2 separate regions of the Homo sapiens genome follow, and region 2 is linked to region 1. Evidence: chromatin contacts called from ENCODE Hi-C or POLR2A ChIA-PET data. All regions are on one chromosome and are shown on one strand. The core of a region is the stretch at or near the end of the contact, and the rest is flanking DNA. Distances in the headings are between cores, read along the strand shown.

Region 1 (4,092 bases), core at 23-2,522:
GGGTTTCATCATGTTGACCAGGATAGTCTCAAACTCCTGACCTCAGGCAATCCGCCTGCCTCGGCCTTCCCAATTGCTGGGATTACAGGCGTGAGCCACTGCACCCGGCCTCATACAGCTCTAATGCCACGCATCAAGTTCTGCATGTACAATCTCTCATTTTGGCCTCTCAGCAACCCCCCATGTGCTAGGGACAGTAAATTCTATTGTTCTCACTTTGCAGATAAGAAGACTGCAATTCAGGAAGACATATAGTAGTCTATAAGTGATTCAGGACTGGAACTCAGTTATCCTAATTCCCTCTCGGAGGCTCTTTCCACCATGCCATCTGCTCGTCTGGTGCTTTCCATCCATGAACTCTGGAAAACAAGCTTGAGATACCAAAATTGAAAAGACAGCTCATCAAAAATGAATAGTTATAATTCTATAAGTACAAAAATGAAATACTCAAATCTCTTGCCCCCCCTCCTGCTAGGAGCATAAATGTTAACCTGAGTTCTCTAGCTCTGTACAAATCCACAGCAATTAAGACTGCACTGTGAGGGAAAATACTTTTCTAAAAAAGAATCCTGATCAAGTTGAAACAAAAATTTTAAAACATGAAATGGAAGGAACGAAACTGTCGTCCTCCCTTATTTCTGACCCACACTTGTCGATTTTCATGACGGAGTTTCTCAAGCCAGGGGCATATGGCCAAAGACCATGTGAAATGCCAGGTGTTCCAAATAACAACCGACGGGGTACTGGAAGGAAAGCACTGCCTCCCCGGGGAACAAATGGCCCAATTTCCAGACTTAGTTTTCTGCAGTCTCAAACCCGATGTTGCACCAAGAAACCACCTAATCTTTAGGTGGTTTCGTTTACCGAAAAATGAGGTGACTGGTTCAGTGCGCATATGTGAATTTAAGGGTAACACTGTACTCACGCTTTGCATATTTAAATTCTCAAATATTCACTTAATATATGCATAGACCATTGTCACTTCGTCAGAAGTCGCGTCCTGCCCAGTTGCGCGAGACTCCAACGGGCCTTCTTGCGACGCTCGGGTCTGGGTCCGGGTCCGGACGTGCAACAGAAGCCGTCAGTGGCCCCGCTGGCTAAAAAAGGGCAAGCATCGGAGGCTCGAGCCAGCGGCCGCGGCGCTTCCCGACAGTTCCTAATTCGGGGCGCTACGCCGGCCCCACCACCTGTTCCCGGCAGCCAATGGGGCCGCGGGGGGCGGCCGGGGCGGAGCGCGGCTACAAAAGGCCTCGGGCCCCGCGCGCCCGCCCACCCCGCTCCGGGCGCGCTCTCGGGAAGGCTTGGACCGACGCGGCCCAGAGGCCAGGAACATTCCGCGCGTGGACCAGCCGGGCCAGGGCGATGCTGCGGGTGCGGTGTCTGCGCGGCGGGAGCCGCGGCGCCGAGGCGGTGCACTACATCGGATCTCGGGTGCGTGCGCCACCGGCCTCGTCTGGCGGCCGCGTGACTCACTCGATCCTGCGGGCGGCGTGGAGCACTCGCTCGCTCCCTGCCCGGAGCCGCCACCTTCCCTCGCTTTCCCTAGCCGGAATTGCACGAGAGTGTCCCTTCTGGTATCCCTGGGAAGCTCAGCTTCAAGAGCCTTCGCAGGCTCCAGGAGCTGGGCGGCGTCCCCCAGTCAGGGGGAACTTGCGTTGCGGCTCCAGCCCTTGGGGTCCACTTGCTGTCTGCGCGTCCGCGGCCTGCTGGCCCACGGCGCAGGGGGCGCCGCCCCCCTCTACCGGACCTTGGTGCGCTGCACCAAGCTTCCCGCTCGGAGCAAGGGGTTGGGACGACGGAGGCTCCTCTTAGTAAAAGGGTGGCGTTATTGGGGTTCAGTAGCCTGAGTGGGCGTCGAGTTGGGGAGATTTCTGGAAAATGCGTGTGGGGTAGATGGATGGGGAGAAGAGGCAAGCAAAGTGGGAATCGGGGACGGGGAGCGAGCGACCAGATTCACTCCAAGTATAACATGGGATCCCACGTCTGGAGAGGAGTCGGGGCGAGTGCAGCCTGTAAGCAGAGTTTCTGCGCTCCCCGCCCTCGGCTGCCCTGGCAGCAGACCCTCCCATGCTTCTAGTACTGGAATCGCTCCGACATTCTGGCTTCCTCCCAGCAACTGGTTCCTGAACAGCTGTCATTCTCCGTCTTTCTTCTGCCTCCACCCGAGTTCTCCTCCTGCCCACTTCCTAAGGCTTTTAACAGAGCAGGATAGAGATTTGGGGGGTTGAGGTTTGCTCAGGGGTTGAGGGACCCTCCCTGCTCTAGATTTTATAGGCCATGCATTTTTAAAAGGCTTTTGAAGTTTTTAGATCTCCTTCTTATTTGTTTGAATTTACGCCTGAGCTAATCCTGACCTTGGCTAGGGTACTGTGGACCATCTGTAAAATGGAGCAGATGGCAGTTGCTCACTCTCAGAATTGAAGTGCCAAAGAATGCGAAGTGTATGTCAAAGATGAAAAAAATTTGATTTGAAGCTGGTTATTCTGAAAGATAAGGTCCTTTACAAATGTTCCCAACTTTTCATTTGTAAAAAAAAATAAATAAAAAGCCTAATATTGGTAACCTTTGATACTTAAGGGAAAAGGAGGTTCCGTCCCCAGCTGAGACTGGCGGGAAGTTTTAGAGCAGCTGTCTATGGTTTTCTGAGAGGAGGACTGACCCATCTGCAAAACAGTTGCTTAAAGCTTGAGTGCAGGAATTGCATTCTGAGATAAAGATGGGGGTGTATGGTAGCTGGGGACACGGTCTTCTGAGGAGTTTTAAAGAGTTACAGCAATTAATAGATAAGAAGACAATTTGTAGATAAACAAGAGGGTTAAAAAAATTATCTGTAATCCCACTACCCACCTACACACTGTTAACGTCTTGGTTTATGCTGTTCTAAAGGGGTTTAAGTGGCAATGTTATGCTGGATTTTTACTCCATCTCCACTTCCTCCTCTCTGTAAGTACTGATAGAGCAATGCAATACAATAATCTTTTCTTTGTTCTTGGAAGCTTGGACGAACCTTGACAGGATGGGTGCAGCGAACTTTCCAGAGCACCCAGGCAGCTACGGCTTCCTCCCGGAACTCCTGTGCAGCTGACGACAAAGCCACTGAGCCTCTGCCCAAGGACTGCCCTGTCTCTTCTTACAACGAATGGGACCCCTTAGAGGAAGTGATAGTGGGCAGAGCAGAAAACGCCTGTGTTCCACCGTTCACCATCGAGGTGAAGGTAAAGGAAGGCTATTCACATGTCTGAAAGTGCGCTCCCTCCTCACCTGCTGCTGCTACCCTCTGACTGCTTTCCCTTCAGCTTACTCCCAGACCTCTCAATCCAGTGATTAAGTTATCTTACTTGACACCTCTGTGGTATTTGACACTATTTACACCAATGATAATTGCTTCCTTCCTGAAGAGCTTCCTGAAGCTCTTCCCTTGGATTCTGAGAGAGCTTTTCTGGGAATAATAGTTCTTTCACTGTCCTCAGATCTTCTTCCGTCACAGCCTGTAATGGCAAGGTTGAACAGAATATTACTTTCAGCCCCCTTCTCTTAGCCATTCTCACAGCTACCGCTCCCACCTCCTCTCTGGTCCGGATCTCTGTATTGAACTCCTTCCAGATCAACGAGTTAAACTCCTTACGGGATATTGCCACAGGACTTCAAACTTGGCACATCTGGAGTTCAGTTGCCAGCCACCTGCTCAAGTGGATCCCTCCTCATTCCTGCCTTTTAATTATTGGCATTCCTATTTAATCAAGCTAAAACACAAAAGAATCATCTTTGATTTCTCCTTATGTCACGTGATGTAACAAGGCTTTTGTCAAAAATGAATCTTGCCTCATTCCTCTGCTTTGCCTCTCCCTAAAGGTTGGGAGCTCATCTGCTGCCTGGACTATTGCAGTTAACTCCTAACTGGTCACTCCTACTCACTCTTCTCACCAAATCACCTGGCAGCTGCAATCCAAGTGATTTTTTAAAACTCAGATGTGATCATGTTACTCATCCTGCTTCTTTTCCTCCTGTACTTTGCTAGGCGACCCCCACTACCCCACCACCCCCCGCATTGTTTAGGATAAAGTCTTCATGGTATTCAAGATCCTTCACAAT
Region 2 (4,395 bases), core at 1,208-3,707, 52 kb before region 1:
TTTCCACTAGATTTATAGAGTACTCTTCAGAAGAAAGAGGCGAGGGCTCGTCATTTGGTCACCCTTTGGACATTTTGCAACTCTTCAATGGGTTTCCATTGTTGGTTGATTGTTATAAGCTGAAGAGAAAAAAGGAAAAAAAAAAAACCTTTTGTTAAAAATTTGACTTTCATTTGCATGTCCCTCTTTCGGATTTGTCCACACTCCCCTTTAGAAAAAGCATCACCATTGTGTTTGTACCTACCTCTTTCCATATCTAAAACATGCACAAAATAGTAATGTGAGCTGGTTTCTATCAGTCCATCTTTTTACAAAGCCCTTGGGCTCCTAAGTGTTATGAGATCAGAGGGAAAGATCAAACACATGTGCCCTACTTTCACTTAGCAGTATCCAGATTTTTTTTTAAGACAGTCTTGCTGTGTTGCCCAGGCTGGAGTGCAGTGGCACAACTGCAACTCACTGCAGCCTCCGCCTCCCATGTTCAAGCAATTTTCGTGCCTCAGCCTCTCCAGTAGCTGGGTTTACAGGTGCGTTCTACTACACCCAGCTAATTTTTGTATTTTTAGTAAAGATGGAATTTCACCATGTTGGCCAAGCTGGTCTCGAACTCCTGACTTCAAGTGATCCACCCGCCTCGGCCTCCCAAAGTGTTGGCATTACAGGTGTGAGACACCGTGCCTGGCCGGTATCCAGATTTTTAAGTTTGCCAGGTATTATGTGAGCCATAGTTCCAAAAGTGTATATGCTTCTCATGAGTGGATGGACAATGCTCCTGGCATAGAGTAGGCTCTTAAAATTTCCTCATTTTAATTACTCGATGAAGGCACAATTGATCTAAGTTACACAATAAGGGTAAGGTACTAAATCTATTTTGCTCACAAAGGTGCTAAGGTTTGGGCAAAATATAAATCATTTGTTTTTAATTTAACAATACCTTTTGAGGTACAGTAGGGTCCACAGTTTCCCAAGGTTCTGGATTTTTTTTTCGATCAAGGCTAAAATTAAAGAAAGCCAATTAAACATTAAAAGATGTGAATTTAAACCAACACTGATACTGGGTTTATAAACATGTTAGGGACAAAACCAGTCTCATACTAAGGCATGTGTCTGCTAATGATCAGGAACCATCAGTAGCAACTAAAATTGATTGAAAATTCTCTAAGGGAGTTTCATGGTGTGGCTCAAACATTAAACATCAGTTCCCCTAAAGGGTAGGAGGTCTGTATTCTCTTGATTGGGCTGCATTGGGGAAGGATCCCACAAACCAAATAACCATGGGAGTGAAACTGCCAAGCCAAGGACATGCAATAATGTTCTTATCTCAGTCTGTGGGAGGGGCAGGTTGAACTCTGCAGGTGGTGAACTCCAGGGCTCTAGGCTCCTCTGCCAGCGGTTAGAGGACTGCCCTCTCCAGCCCTGCACCAGCCTCCAACAGTTTCAAGTTTATCTTTTCCTCATATTCCAGGATACATGTTTTTGTTTTTTACTTTCTTCTACCCAAAGTTGAGATTAGGTTCATCGTAGACAACTGAATCTATCAATTCTACCACATTAGTAAAAATCTAATAAGCTAAAATTTAAAATTTTAATTAAAATGATTGTTTCATGATATATATCTCCCAAAACCACTGAAGAACTTTAAATTTCAAAACTTAAAAAAAAAAAAACAAGCTTTACTTCACTGCCAGAGAGTGGAGAAGGGCCAATGGGTAAAAGAATAAACACAAGAAATAAACTAATTTGATTAATATCATGGGTTTTTTTAAATTTTTTCTTTTTTTTTTCTAATTTTCATTTTCTGACCCATTGGTAGACAATATCATAAGAGTTTTCTGATAAAAGATGCTTTTTAACCCTGACTCCCAGTTCACAATTTGGCATTCTCATCCATGGGAAAAAAATAGGAAACTTATACATTTCATAAACTAAAAGTCATCCAAACACTGCCAAAAACGTTTTTATAAATTGAGACCTACTTACATCACATCGGTTTTCCAAAGAGAATACACAGCGAAAGATGAGGCTCCACCCGCCGCCACAGTCATGAACACCACCAAGGGAATGAGCTAACAAATAACAGGTGGAGGGGACACATTTGGACACTTCAATATGAAACATTTGAAACACAGCAAAACAACTGTATTTATTTTATACTTTGTTCAAAATCTGTGCCATCTTTTCATCTTTAAAAATGAAAACTTTAGTCAAGATTTTCAATTGTTTTTAAAACTTACTTCCTTCCTTTTCATCAGGAGTTGGAAAAAGCTCATGATGACTTCAGCGAAGAATTGCCAAATCTAGAAATTAAAAATCCAAAGTATTGATCGCCTGGTGGGCGCCAAACCGTCCACCGCGCTCCGCAGGCCAACTGCGGGCCGGCGCGTCCGCGTCTCTGCAGATGGGAGACTCACCTGGACGCCGGGCGGTGCGCACGGACGATGGTAACGCCCGGAACCGAACGGGCCGGCGGCCTCCCCACCTTATATATAGCGACCACAACCGCCCCGGGTGGGCCGGGCCAGCGCGCTCTGGTCACGCGCGTGGGGCGGGGAGCGCGAGGGACCTGACTCGCTTTCCCCGTTGGGCACGCGACTCCCGGGCGCCCCCTGCAGGACATTCTGCGGCTGACGTGAAGCGCCCGAACGCGGGCGCTGGCGCCCCCTGCCGCTCGCCGCGGTCTTCCTTACCTGCCGACCCCGGTCGCTCTTGGCCCCCCTAGGTGCTTGTGAGGAGTTTGGAGGTTTGGGGAGTAGGAGGTGGAACCCCCTAAGAGGGGAGCGCAGATAGCCGAGGCCTGAGGGAAAGCCAACCCTTCTAAAAGGGTATCCGGGCCTGGCGCGGTGGCTTAGGACTGTAATCCCAACACTTTGGGAGGCTGAGGCAGGAGGATCACTCGAGTCCAGCCTGGCCAACGTGACGAAACCACGTCTCTACTAAAAAAAATTAGCGGGCGTGGTGCTGCATGCCTGCAGTCCCAGCTACTGAGGAGGGCGAGGCAGGAGAATCGCTTGAGTCCAGGCCTTTGAGGTCGCAGTGAGCCAAGATTACACCACTGTATTCCAGCCTGGGCAACAGAGCGAGACCCTGTTTTAAATAAAATAGAATAAAACAAAATATTTAAATAAGCAAATAAACAATAAAAGGGGGTCCGGAAAAATGAGCTGCAGACCGGAGGGTCCCAGGAGAGGCTCCCAGGTGCAGGCGGGTAAATTAGAATTAATCCAATCACATTAAAAGCTCCAAAATGTGGTCTGTGCACCTATGGAGATCATTAAAATTAAATTGTAAAGTTTATTTCAGAATAACTCCCAGGGCGTCCTGACTTTTTCTGCTAAAAAAAAAACCCAAAAAAACAAAAACAAACAAATAAACACAATAAAACAAAAACCCGAGGTCGAGGGAGAACAAACAAAAGAATAAGCTGGGGAGGCTGTCAGGAGAAGGTCTTTCTGCAAACGACCCTGCCGGCTGGTTTAGTCTTTGGGTTCCCTCCTAACTCTCCTCTAAGCCAGCAACCTCACTTTGCAGTTTGCAGGCGGCTGCAATGGTAACAATTTCACAGAGCCAGGGGCTGTGTGTGTGCCAGACACTGAGCCAGATTCCCCTCGGCAAGGTGGGTGCAAAGTCTTATTAAGACTCAGAGAGGCTCTGGTCACGTCACTGGTAAGTGGCGGCGATGCCATCAGAACGCAGGTCTGTCTGGTGCCCAACACCATGGTTCTGTCTGCACCCCTCTGTTAAATACTGCAATAAGTAAAGGACCAGTTATTTTAAAACAAACAGTTTGAAGTTCAAGCTGTAAGTTAAAGTTAAAAGGCAACATCTTAACGTTCCCTGAAATTGGCTAGACCCTGCTGTGTTTCAACCCCATTTTCATTCTAAACCTGGGTTTTGTAGTCAAATGGACCTGAGTTCAGAGCCTGCCCCTGCTATACTTATTATTAATAGCTGACTTTAAGTAAACTACTTAACCTTCATGAGTTTCAGTTTATATATCTGCAAAATGGGGGCAAACCTGGCAGGGGAGAGAGTTGGAAAAAATGTTAGAATATATGTAAAGCATTCTGTCCTGCTTGTAGTAGGCACTCAACAAATAGTTACTATATGCAAAGATTTGGTTTTTTGTTTGTTTTGTTTTTTGAGCCAGAGTCTCGCTCTGTCACCCTGGCTGGAGTGCAGTGGTGTGATCTCGGCTCACTGCAACCTCTGCTTCATGGGCTAAAGCGACTCTCATGCCTCAGTCTCCTGGGCATCTGGGAATACAGGCATGTGCCACCACGCCCCGCTAATTTTTGTATTTTTAGTAGAGACAGGTTTTGCAACGTTGGCCAGGCTAGTTTTGAACTCCTGACCTCAGGTGATCCGCCCCCCTCAGCCTCCTAAAGTGCTGGGATT

Evidence for each region. Hi-C counts contacts between places; a loop is a spot of excess contacts on that map. ChIA-PET counts read pairs that join two places held with the same protein, here RNA polymerase II (POLR2A). Pooled maps may share reads with other maps.
Region 2: a pooled map shows a loop between it and region 1 (3-fold over the local background). The contact joins the promoter of COXFA4L3 here to the promoter of GATM in region 1. A Hi-C loop is called at or near these places in 4 of 50 pooled maps. POLR2A ChIA-PET finds 5 or more read pairs at or near these places in 3 of 52 experiments (A673, H1 and naive thymus-derived CD4-positive, alpha-beta T cell).

What each region holds. Positions count from the first base shown.
Region 1 is chr15:45,375,724-45,379,815 of GRCh38, reverse strand. It overlaps GATM (glycine amidinotransferase), which reads left to right and starts at 1,272. Exons shown (of 9, transcript NM_001482.3): 1 at 1,272-1,431; 2 at 2,997-3,215. The coding sequence starts at 1,363. RefSeq lists an enhancer at 924-1,003 and a silencer at 1,144-1,473.
Region 2 is chr15:45,428,672-45,433,066 of GRCh38, reverse strand. COXFA4L3 (cytochrome c oxidase associated subunit FA4L3) reads right to left here and starts at 2,457. Exons shown (of 5, transcript NM_197955.3): 1 at 2,412-2,457; 2 at 2,235-2,297; 3 at 1,981-2,066; 4 at 935-995; 5 at 1-119. The coding sequence starts at 2,270. The coding sequence ends at 51. MIR147B (microRNA 147b) reads right to left here and starts at 17; the gene lies at 1-17. RefSeq lists a silencer at 2,435-2,514.